3 separate regions of the Homo sapiens genome follow, and regions 2 and 3 are each linked to region 1. The links are chromatin loops, found by intact Hi-C in ENCODE. Cell type or tissue: GM12878. All regions are shown on one strand. Region 1 overlaps GRIN2A (glutamate ionotropic receptor NMDA type subunit 2A). Region 2 overlaps GRIN2A (glutamate ionotropic receptor NMDA type subunit 2A). Region 3 overlaps GRIN2A (glutamate ionotropic receptor NMDA type subunit 2A).

Region 1 (4,000 bases):
CTGGAAAAGCTCTTCACTTTTGAGGATTCACAGGATTAAGTTGGTCCCACCTTGCTAATCCAGGATCATCCGAATCTCAAGGTACTAAACCCTGAATCTCACAACTGCAAAGTCCCCTTTACACTATAAGCAACATATTCACAGCATGGACATCTTAGGGAAGCCATTATTCTTCCTATCACACGTGAAATTATTTAGCACAACGTCTGGCTTATAGTGTGTGCTTAATAATTGTCAGGAACTATATTACTATTATTAAATGTGATTCAAGAGTATGAGAAGGAAATGCCAAATCCTCTGGACCAATAAGCATGCAAATATAAACCAAGTTAGGTGTAAATCCTGGGAATACTCAGGTCTCAGGGAACTACTCCAAATGATGTACAAACCTAGAGTTTCCATTTAGGCAAAAGGTTCTAATAAAGTAAGACTTCTTCACTAAATACTATCAGTTGCATACTCACACGCTGGCAGAACAAAGACTGCAGGGTGTTTCAGCATCTCCATACCAACAGCTAGAACAGATTCCTCTCCTAACCCTCTGTGCCGTATCAACCAGCTGGTCTAGTCTGACTCACAAATGGCTACAGCCTGGTGGTAAACGGAACTTTGTTAACCATTTGCAAAAAATTCCAGGCAACTGGGGAGATGGAACAAAAATGCCCCCCAAAGCTGCCTCAATATCATTAAAAGTTGGGCAGTGAGGAAGCCAGGAAATAGAACACAAAGCATGTTGGGCTGAGCTATAGAATAAGAGACTTTTGGGATAGTGAACAAACTCTACCTCCCCTATTTTAAGCAGAAATCACAACCGATTTTGATTCCACTTAATAATTTCCTCGACACTTGAAGAGATGGCAGGCTCCATGAGAGCAAGGATCCTGCCAGGAAGCCAACAGTCCATCTCTGATGTCCAGTCCATGTCTAGCACACAGCTGAGACCCAATAAAATAAAATGTGTGGAATTAAGGAATAAATGAATGGAGAGGAAATCACCCAGGATCACAATCAAGGGTGATATTTACATTCTAAAGCAGGGGTTGACAATCCATGGCTTGTGGACCAAATCCTCCCCACAGCCTCTTTTATATAGCCCCAAAACACAGCCAAGCCCTTTCCTGTATTGTCTGTGGCTGCCTTTGTGCTATAGCAGCAGAATGTGTGGCCTCTTGGTTTGCCAAGCCTAAAATATTGACTATCTGGGCTTTTAAATAAAACACTTGCCAATTGCTGCTTTACAATACTTTCTGGTAGCTTATCAAAATAATCTTGGGATCTTTTAAATATGCAGCACCTTAAGCCCAGAATCTGAATTTTAACTAGTTTCCCAAGGTTCGAGAATCCTTGCACTTATAGAGAATTGATCTGATTTGACAAGCACGAGGGCAGGGTTCTCAACTTTTCTTTTACTTTTAAGTTCAAGGATACACATGCAGATTTGTTACACAGGTAAACTTGTGCCATGGGGGTTTGTTGTACAGGTTATTTCATCACCCAGGTATTAAGCCTAGTGCCTATTAGTTACTTTCCCGACTCTCTTCCTCCTCCCACCCTCCACCCTCTGCAAGGCCCCATTGTGTGTTTTTCCACTCTATGTGTCCATGTGTTCTCATCATTTAGCTCCCACTTTTAAGTAATAATATATGATATTTGGTTATCTGTTCCTGTGTTAGTTTCCTAAGGATAATGGCCTCCAGCTCCATCCATGTCCCTGCACAGGACATGATCTCATCCTTTTCTTATGGCTGCATAGTATTCTGTGGAGTATGTGTACCACATTTTCTTGATCCACTCTATCACTGATGGGCAAATATTTAGGTTGATTCCATATGTTTGCTATTGTGAACAGTCCTGCAAGAACATACACATGCCCGTGTCCTTATAATAGAACGATCTATATTCCTTTCGGTATATACCTGGAAACGGGATTGCTGGGTTGAATATTTCTGTCTTTAGGTCTTCGAGAAATTGCCACATTGTCTTCCACAACAGCTGCACTAATCTACACTCCCACCAACAGTGTATAAGCCTCGATCAGAATCACCCAAAAGGCTTGTTAAAACACAGACTGACAATCCCTGCCCCTCACTTTCTGATTCAGTAGGATGCATATGGGCCTGAGAATGTGCATATTTTGGCCCTATCTCAAGTGATAGTGATGATGCTGGTCCAGAAACCACACTTTGAGAACCACAGCACAAAGGTTACCCAGTGCCCTTCCTTGTTTAATAGTGACTCATTTTCCACACTTCAGCCTTCAGCAGTAGTGAAACATGAGTCACTGTTAAGTTCTCACGATGAAATTCTCACTATTAGTTCAGCACTATTAAGTGACTCATGTTCGACACTTCAGTGGTAGATTCTGTGTTCAGCAGGTCCCACATTTTGAAATTTGGGGTGAATTCTTCCTGCGACTCTGTGGTAATAAAGAATATGAATTATGCTTACAATTGCAAAGATATGGAACAAACCTAAGTGCCCATCAGCCAATGAGTGGATCAAGAAAATGTGGTAGATATACACCACGGAATACTATTCAGTCATAAAAAGGAACAAAATGATGTCTTGCAGCAACTTAGATGAAGCTGGAAGCCATTATTCGAAGCGAAGTAACTCGGGAATGGAAAACCAAATATCGTTATGTTCTCACTTATAAGTGGGAGCTAAGCTATGACGATGCAAAGGTATAAGAATGATACAATGGGCCGGGCACAGTGACTCACGCCTGTAATCCCCGCACTTTGGGAGGCCAAGGCGGGTGGATCACTTGAGGTCAGGAGTTTGAGACCAGCCTGGCTAACGTGGCGAAACCCGTGTCTACTAAAAATACAAAAATTAGCCGGGCGTGCTGGCGTGCGCCTGTAGTCTCAGCTACTTGGGGAGGCTGAGGCAGTAGAATCGCTTGAACCTGGAAGGTGGAGGTTTCAGTGAGCCAAGATCGCACCATTGCACTGCATCCTGGGCGACAGAGCGAGACTCCATCTCAAAAAAAAAATTACATAATGGACTTTGGGGACTTAGGGGTAGGGAAAGTTTGGGAGGGGGTGAGGGATAAAAGACTACAATAGTTAGTAGTCTTAGGTGATGGGTGCACCAAAATCTCAGAAATGACCACTAAACAACTTATCCCTGTAACCAAAAGCACCTGTACCCCAAAAACTATTGAAATAGAAATTAAAAAAATTTTAAAACAGTATGAATTATTAATGCATTAGGAGGCAAAGACAGTGAAATGTCAGAAAGAAAGACACTTATGACTGCGGTTGGAATTCATACAGTGTTTCATTATTTCCAAAGGTAGTCCCCATCTATTATCTCACGTAAACCTCCAGACAACCCAGTGGGTAGGCGTTATTATTGCAACGTGATTCTTACTCCCATTTTGCAGGAAAAAAGGAGGAGGCTGAAAGAGGTTGAAAATAGATACAAGTTAATCTCCCCGACACTCCCCCTATCCATTCAATGACAATCTCTCTAGGCTTTGTATTGCTTCCTTCCTTCTTCTCTCCCCTGCATCTATCATTTCTTTGCCTCTATTGACTTGTATGTATGTATGTATGTATGTATGTATGTATGTATGTATGTATACATGTACGTATGTATGTATTTAGAGATGGAGTTTCGCTCTTATTACCCAGGCTGGAGTGCAATGGTACGATCTTGGCTCACTGCAACTTCCGCCTCCCGGGTTCAAGCAATTCTCCTGCCTCAGCCTCCCAAGTAGCTGGAATTACAGGCATGCGCCACCACACCTGGCTAATTTTGTATTTTTAGTAGATTTGGGGTTTCACCATGTTGGCCAGGATGGTCTCGAACTCCTGACCTCAGGTGATCCACCCACCTCGGCCTCCCAAAGTGCTGGAATTACAGGCATGAGCCACCATACCTGGTCGTATTTATTTTTTTGACAGAGTTTTGCTCTTGTTACCCAGGCGGGAGTGCGGTGGCGTGATCTCGGCTCACTGCAACCCCTGACTCCCGGGTTCAAGAGAGTCTCCTG
Region 2 (4,000 bases), 52 kb before region 1:
TGAAGCTGCAAAAGGAATAATGAAAAGATAAAGCACTCTTCTTAAAATTCAGAGTAAGTGGGTGGGGTGGGGGGAGGGTAGTACAAAGAAGTGGTTAAGAACAGAAGCTTTGGACTTAAGAGTCCTTGCTTTGTATCTCAGTATTGCTAGTTATGAGTCTGCCTCTTTAATTGTGCCAACTGGGATTCATGTTTAAAATCTGCATAATGGGGATAATAAAAATACTCATATGGAGTATCTCTGCGTATTAAAAGGGCAATATGCACAAAACACTTTGTAGAGAGCCTGGAACATAGTAACTGAAGAATAAACATTAGTTATCACTGGTATTAATGGGCACAATTAAAGGTGAATGATCTGAGCCAAGGAACAAATGCTATTGAATTTCATATCTAAAAGGCAGTAATAGCTGTGCTGTTCAGCAAAAGTGGATGGGAGGATTCCAAGGCAGATAATTCAGCTGGACCCAAATAGTCTCCACATAGAAGAGTTTTAAGGTTATCTATCTAAACCAACAGAACTGCTCCCTCTGCCCTTGGCCTCGCCATACATTGCAGAAACTCTTCCCAGTCTTCCTGCCAGAAGATTCCAGTGTCCACATGATTTCTCTCCACTTCTTTGGAGGGTCCCTTCCACTGATAGCTTAAAGTGTCAGCAAGAGTTTCCTTTCACTGAACCACAGTTATTTCCTTGAAGCTTCAACCCACTAGCTCTAGTTCTCTACTGTAAGCAAAGGAGACTAATTCTACTACAATTTCCGGATGGCAGTCCTTTAAAACTCTGAAGCCAGTTCTTGGGTCACTCCTTATGAGTCTCCTCTAGGGAAACATTTCTCATAAGACACATAGTAGATATGGGTGCTCTATTTCATTCAAAAATATACATATAGAGTCTTCACTCTTTTTCTCCAGACAGGATCTTGAATTTGCAGAATGAGATTCTATTCCAGGGACCTTTATGTAAAGATTTATAGACATTTGCTACAACGCATTGTGCAACCTTGTATTTTAGGTCAAATAAGTAATTGAAACAAGTTTCTTTATGTTTCCCCTCTATATAGAAATAATTAATAATAATATTAAATTGAGGGTCCAACATCGGCTAGGCACAGTGCTGGGTGTTTAACATAAGTTATCGCATTTTATACTTCAGCAGCTCTGGAACTAAGCAGCTAATGCATTCAATTGAGAGAGTGTTTGCATGTTTCGGAAATTGGGCCTTGTATCCTGGAAAAGAGCTATATTCTACGCTTCATTTACACTTCACTCATCAAAACACTCTTTGGTAAGAGCTATTTGATGTTCTAGGTCCAACTTTTTTTTTAGCTTTTGCCTTTGAGAGGTCATGTTTTGCATTCTTTGACTCAATCCTCAAGGCTCTGAGCCTGCTTAAAATGTAGAAGGCAGATAACGTTTGGGCTTGAAGTTTGAAATAACATTTTTTTTTCCATTTCTCCTTTGGGAGGGATATTGTATTTCACCCACAGGGGTTCTTTTTACTTGTTGCTGATTTTCAAAAGAAAAAAAGAAAAGAACAAAATTACAAAATCCATTACGTGAAGGCATTAGAACTGAGTGTGAAAAACAATTTAGAATAGAGGCTCCCAAGAATGTTTGATTTGGAGAGAACTAGAAAATCATTCTTGGTTAAAAAAAAAAAAAAGATGCAGTTCCAGTATTAGAATAAAATCAGACACTAATTTCTTCCAGCTAAAGTACAGCCAAGAGTCAAAATGCCAAGTCATCATTTAAAAAAACGGCAAATCTTAGTATTTCTTTCCTGGACAAAAACACCTAGGAAGACAATAAAACTTTACAGAACTGCCAGTTTTCAACATGCTGGCAGCAAAACCCAGCAGATGCACCAACAAGAAAGGCAGACCTAAACCAGCCTAGCAGGGGCATCATTTGGCAAAGGGACAGCCTGCCACCATACTGGTTTCTATTTCAGATAACAAAATTGTCCAATAGTGTCTAATAGAGTTAACTCAACCAGCTGTGTGGCTGACAGGCCTGCACCTGCTTTCAGTATCAGTTCTGGCTTCTGAACAGCACAGGCTATTCCAGTTCTTCTCACCGTGTTAAACCACAGAAAATTTCCCAATGCACAAGTTCTGAAACTATCTTCAACGCATACGCATTTGTTTTGCTGTGGCTCAGAAGTTAGGCTTATTGAAGATGGAAAGATGGTCCCAGAGAGAACAAAGTGGGAACGTAAGGGGCTCCCAGACCCAAAGCTGAGGAAGACGACAGTGAATTGAAACTTGCCATTAAGGCTATAACAGCTTAATCACCTGGATATGATAGCAGCAGTTAGACAAGCCACAAAGAGACTCAACTGAAAGCTGAAGCATTGTGCTACAAGACAGCTAAGGGGCAGAAGAGCCAACAGCAACATTCCCCACATGTGGGAAGGGGCATATGTTTCCATTTATTTACAGCCTATTGATTATGCAGCTTTTTTTTTTTTTTTTTTTTTTTTTTTTTTTTTTTTTTTTTTTTTTAATGAGACGGAATCTCACTCTTTCATCCAGGCTGGAGTGCAGTGGCGCGATCTCGTCTCACTGCAAGCTCCGCCTCCCGGGTTCACGCCATTCTCCTGCCTCAGCCTCCCTAGTAGCTGGGACTACAGGCAACTGCCACTGCACCCGGCTAATTTTTTGTATTTTTAGTAGAGATGGGGTTTCACCATGTTAGCTAGGATGGTCTTGATCTCCTGACCTCATGATCCGCCCGCCTCAGCCTCCGAAAGTGCTGGGATTACAGGCGTGAGCCACCACTCCCGGCCAACTATACAGAATTCTTAATAAGGCAAGCTGAAGCTGACGGCAATTTACAAGTCAGGGAAATAAGAATCAACTGGTCAAGGAACACATCAAAACTGGGAGGACTTGAATCAAGTCCACCACCCTTAATAATAGCCACCTTCCTTAAGAACAGCACAGACCTACACAACTATCCAAATGTTCTAATAAAGGTAGAAAATACATACAAACAAGTATTTTTCTGTGAAAGCAGCTTTATGGTAAGATTATTTATCAAGGCCATTGCCCCAATTACTTGTTTCTACTTATTTGAACAGAGACAGTGTAATGGAATCCTGCTCCTAAAACTTGTATGTTTTTTTAACCAATGGTAAGAGATGGGACTCACAACTCACAGTTGCTCTGTCCAATGAATTGATGTAATTGATGTCATTGTTATTAATATTAGAAGTACACCATCAATGGAGGTAGTTTAGGTGGTGGTGACAAGCACTGACTCTGGAGTTAAATTATTTGGGTTTGTGAACTGTCTCTGCAACTTGCTACTTATATAAACTAGTTGTTATTTCACCTCTTTGAGCCTCCGTTTTTTCATCTGTTAAATGGAGATACTAATGGCACCTACATGACAGGTTTGTTGTGAGAATTAGATTGATTAATAAATAGAATTTAGCACAGTATGCCAGACACACTCTAGGCACTTGATAAATGCTAATTACTGTAGATGTGATAATACCTTTGGTTGTTGTTAATTAATCAACATCTGTACTTCCTTCCTGGGATTATTGAGAGTGCTGCAACAATTTCTCATCTGCCAATTATTTGCCAACTTTGTCTTCTGGAGTTGGAGGCATAAGAGTTAGGTCAATCTCTTTGTGTAATCTTGGTTATATGATGTCACCTCTGTGAACATTATCTGTAAAATTGGAATAATCCCATGCAACTCAAAGAATTGTTATGAGGATTCAAGATTTTGTATATGAGTCTAAAACACTATATAACATTATTGTAATAATTATTAATTATGTCTAATTAGGAGGGTAATAAAGCAAAATGATCCCATGACCCCACAGATCCTCCCAACAGTCAAAAGCTTCATGACATGAGTCCTTGGAAAAAAAGAAGAGAAAGTTGCATTAAACATCACCCAACTTCTCAAGAGAACCAGAAATTGTGAGTAGGAGCTTTTCATACACCCTGAATCTGCCGGCACGTATAAATCGAGGTCTTCTCATT
Region 3 (4,000 bases), 130 kb before region 1:
ATGATAACCAAACAGTTAATACAACACTTTCCTTTAAAGACAAAAATAATGCTTTACTATGTTCCATGAAATTTCAACTCTAGCCAGGCTACCCAATACAGTCCAAGTGCTAGAGAAAAGCAGATGATAGAAAACATAGCTCTTCCTTGATTTAAAAAAAAAAAACACCTTTTATGTAAAAACATAAATTTACAAAACGGTTAAAAAAATCACAAGAATTTCCTTCTTTACAAACTATTTGGCTTAATGGGTAGTCACATTTAAAATATGATTCGATTAATTTTAAATCAGCATATACTTTTCAGACTATTCCTATTAGCAGAATATTGGCATAAATCATCGTGCAGTCATCATTATTTTCACTCTTACATCTAGCAAATAAATGACTGCTGTTCTTTGTGGGATGGAGGATGGATATGTAGATGCTGAATAAAGGTCTATGAGCTGGTTTAAATTAACTGTGGACAGCTTTATTTTTAAATGTTTTCAATATTCTAAGCAATATATCTATTAATTTACATTCTACAGAGTCAAGACCAGTATCTGAATATGTGATCATATTTTTTTCAGCAGCTTTTTCCAAGTTTAAGACAAATGAAAGATGTGAACTGGGGATGGAGGGGAGTGAATTAGGATGTATTAGTCTACTCTCACGCTGCTATAAAGAACTGCCCGAGGATCACTTGAGGTCAGGAGTTTGATATCAGTCTGGCCAACATGGCGAAACCCCATCTCTACACAAAAATTAGCCAGGCATGGTGGTGGGCACCTATAATCCCAGCTACTGGGGAGGCTGAGGTGGGAGAATTGCTTGAACCCAGGAGGCAGAGGCCGCAGTAAGCCAAGATCATAACACTGCACTCAAGCCTGGGCAGCAGAGCTAGACTCCATCTCAAAAAAATAAACTGTCTGAGATTGGGTAAATTTATAAAGGAAAGAGATTTAATTGACTCACAGTTCCACATGGCTGGGGAGTCCCCAGGAAACTTACAATCATGGCAGAAGAGGAAGCAGACACGTCTTACATGGCGGCATGTGAGAGAAGTGAAGCGAAGGGGGAAGAGCCCCTTATTAAACCCCTTATAATAATAATAATATAATGAGAGCCCCTTATTAAACCGTCAGATCTCATGAGAACTCACTCATTATCACAAGAACAGAAGGGGAGAAACCATCCCCATGATCCCGTCACCTCCCATCAGGTCTCTCCCTCAACAGCTGGGGATTACAATTCAAGATGAAATTTGGGTGGGGACCCAAAGCCTAACCCTTTCATAGGATAATTCAAATGCAGCATCCTCTGAAATATGCTGCCATGGCCAAACAGAGCTAAACAAGTTCCTTTCTGGTCCCATCCTCTGAGCAAACAAGATTTCCTACAATTCCTTATAGGAAAGCAATAGTCACTATGAAATTCACACACCTAGAAAAGCAGAAGGTGAGACGGTGCCATTACTTCTTGAAACCATGACACTGATTCCCGTTTCCACAAAGGGCACAGAGAAGTCCACCACTTCAGAACGTTCCTCATTGATGGTGAGCGAGCCAACTGCCATGACTGCCCGTTGATAGACCACCTGGATGCAAGGCAAAAAAAAAAAAAAAAAAAAGAGAGAGAGAGAACAACAGTACTTTACTTTTCCTGCTAACATTCCTGAGGACTGCAGGCCCTTTGTCTGAGTAAGAGCCTAGGGGATGAAAAGATAACTTACTTCACCGATCATTCCATTCCACACATTGTTAACTTTCTTGCCATGCTTCCCATTGGTCACCAGATAGAGGTCGTAAGTAAACTTCACAGTTCTGGAAAGCTTCTTCAGAATATCAATGCAGAACCCCTTGCAGCATTTCTTCACATTCATCCCCTCATTGGTTGAATTGCTGTAAAGAAAAACCCCAAGACCACAGAATGTTAGCACTGGAAGGTTTGTTCACAATCATTAGCTGTACTCTTCTCCTATTTTTCAGATGAGTAAACTGAAGTTTAAAAGGGGAAGTGGCTTTCCCAAGGACACACTGTGAGTACATGACAGCAAAAGCAGAAAGTGTCCTTAATTATAGCAGTTATCATGACAAGAACTAACACTTATTGAGTAATTACTATTTGCTAAGCACTATCCTAAAGGCTTCATACTAATTGTTGAATTAATCTTCATGACATTTTCTGAATTAGTTGATATTTGTACACCCATTAAACAGGTAAAAATTACCAACTCTTAAATTTTTAAGAGTTTATAACATACACAACTTTAGACTAGAGTTTAGTCATCAGATCTAAACTGAGTCATAAAAACTTACTAGAGAATGGAAGAGAGGAGGATGTGAAATTCTCAGAGAAAGCAAGGTTTTGCTTCATTCTATAATTACAGAGGCTTGAAACCAAAGGGGAGAAGTGAAGGTACCCAGACAACACCTCAGCCAAGAATCAGGAGACCTGGGTTCTATTCCATGCCTGATTTTGTGCACTGAACTTCTCTTGATAGAGCCAAATGTTACATGAGGGCTCATTAATAACATCTTCCCTACCTACCTATGTGACATGTAGTATAAAAGGAGACACTTCTAAAAGCAAGGTCCTTGATCAGGTAAAGACCCCATTAAAATTTAAACTATCTTAAAGGCTATTGTATACTCTACCAAGGCTACACTTACTGTTTTGTACCAGCCACCTTGCTGTATTCACCTGAACAAGACATATTCAAAGGACACCCAGGCAAACCAGAAAAATACCTTTAAAAAGAAAGGAGGCCGGGTATGGTGGCTCACACCTATAATCCCAGCACTTTCGGAGGCTGTGGCGGGTGAACACCTGAGGTCAGGAGTTCAAGACCAGCTTGGCCAGCATGGCGAAACCCTGTCTCTACTAAAAATACAAAAATTAGCCAGGCATGGTGGCAGGCACCTGTAGTTCCAGATACTCAGGAGGCTGAGGCATAAGAATCACTTGAACCCAGGAGGCGGGGGCTGCAGTGAGCCAATATCATGCCGTTGTACTCAAGCCTGGGTGACAAGAGTGAAACTCTGTCTCCAAAAAAAAAAGAAAAAAGAAAAGAAAGAAAGGAAACACTGGTCTATCCAACGGATAGCAAAAAGTACTTAGACAATTCACATAAGATCAAAGCCTTTCTTCTGGGCAATATGCTTGATTAATGGACATCCCATTAGCTCAACCCTGTCTTTGAGTTATGCATTTCATGAATATGTTCTCTGTTTGAATATCCCATTTTTGGCAAATCCACACATTGGAGTGTTACCTAAGCACTAAAGTGATGTCTATGGAAATCCAACATCATCACAGGAAAATTCTTATGCTTCCATGTCATATGAAAAAAGTAGGTTACACAGTAGTACAAACAGAATAATCACAGCTATATAAAAACAGATGAGCTTATGAAATAACTGTATGGAAAAACAATGAAATATGAAGCATAGGACAGGTGCAGTGGCTCATTCCTGTAATCTCAGCACTTTGGGAAGCCAAGTTGGGTGGATCCCCTGAGGTTGGGAGTTTGAGACCAGCCTGGCCAACATGGAGAAACCCCATTTTTACTAAAAATACAAAAATGAGCTGGGCATGGTGGCATGCACCTGTAATCCCAGCTACACAGGAGGCATAAGAATAGCTTCAATCTGGGAGGTAGAGGTTGCAGTGAGCCAAGATCGCACCACTGCACTCCAGCCTAGGTGACAGAATGTGACTCTGTCGAGAGAAAGAGAGAAAGAAAGAAAGAGAGAGAGAGAGAGAGAGGAAGAAAGAAAGAAAGAAAGAAAGAGAGAAACAGAAAGAGAAAAAGGGGGGAGAGGGAGAGATAGAAAGAAAGAAAGAGAGAGAGAGAAAGAGAGGGAGGGAGAGAGAAGAGAGAAAGAAAGAGAAAGAAATAAAGGAGGAAACGAGGAAAGGAAGAAAGGAAAGAAAGAAAGAAGCAAGCTATTTTGGAACGGTGAAAAACATGTTTTCTTTTTTACATTTTTAGGGTTTTTCCCCAAATTATCTAGTAAG

The links. A loop is a pair of places that touch in the nucleus more often than their neighbours do. Peaks named below come from ENCODE experiments on the same cell type or tissue, not always from the same donor. Only the 100,000 strongest peaks of a DNase experiment are listed, where the experiment ranks them.
Region 2: it touches region 1 in a loop (4-fold over the local background); 1 of 110 quality-filtered maps calls a loop at or near these places.
Region 3: it touches region 1 in a loop (4-fold over the local background); 1 of 110 quality-filtered maps calls a loop at or near these places.

What each region holds. Positions count from the first base shown.
Region 1 is chr16:9,964,721-9,968,720 of GRCh38, forward strand. All of the region lies in intron 2 of GRIN2A (glutamate ionotropic receptor NMDA type subunit 2A), which reads right to left. Among named protein-coding and RNA genes, the nearest start is that of GRIN2A, 220 kb to the right of the region's middle. In GM12878, no CTCF peak of the experiment used is centred here; a DNase peak (open chromatin) is centred at 2,281.
Region 2 is chr16:9,912,449-9,916,448 of GRCh38, forward strand. All of the region lies in intron 3 of GRIN2A (glutamate ionotropic receptor NMDA type subunit 2A), which reads right to left. Among named protein-coding and RNA genes, the nearest start is that of GRIN2A, 270 kb to the right of the region's middle. In GM12878, no CTCF peak of the experiment used is centred here; a DNase peak (open chromatin) is centred at 2,033; H3K27ac peaks cover 880 bases.
Region 3 is chr16:9,839,224-9,843,223 of GRCh38, forward strand. It overlaps GRIN2A (glutamate ionotropic receptor NMDA type subunit 2A), which reads right to left. Exons shown (of 13, transcript NM_001134407.3): 6 at 1,713-1,881; 7 at 1,424-1,577. Among named protein-coding and RNA genes, the nearest start is that of GRIN2A, 340 kb to the right of the region's middle. In GM12878, no CTCF peak of the experiment used is centred here; DNase peaks (open chromatin) are centred at 1,948 and 2,338; H3K4me3 peaks cover 589 bases; H3K27ac peaks cover 2,668 bases.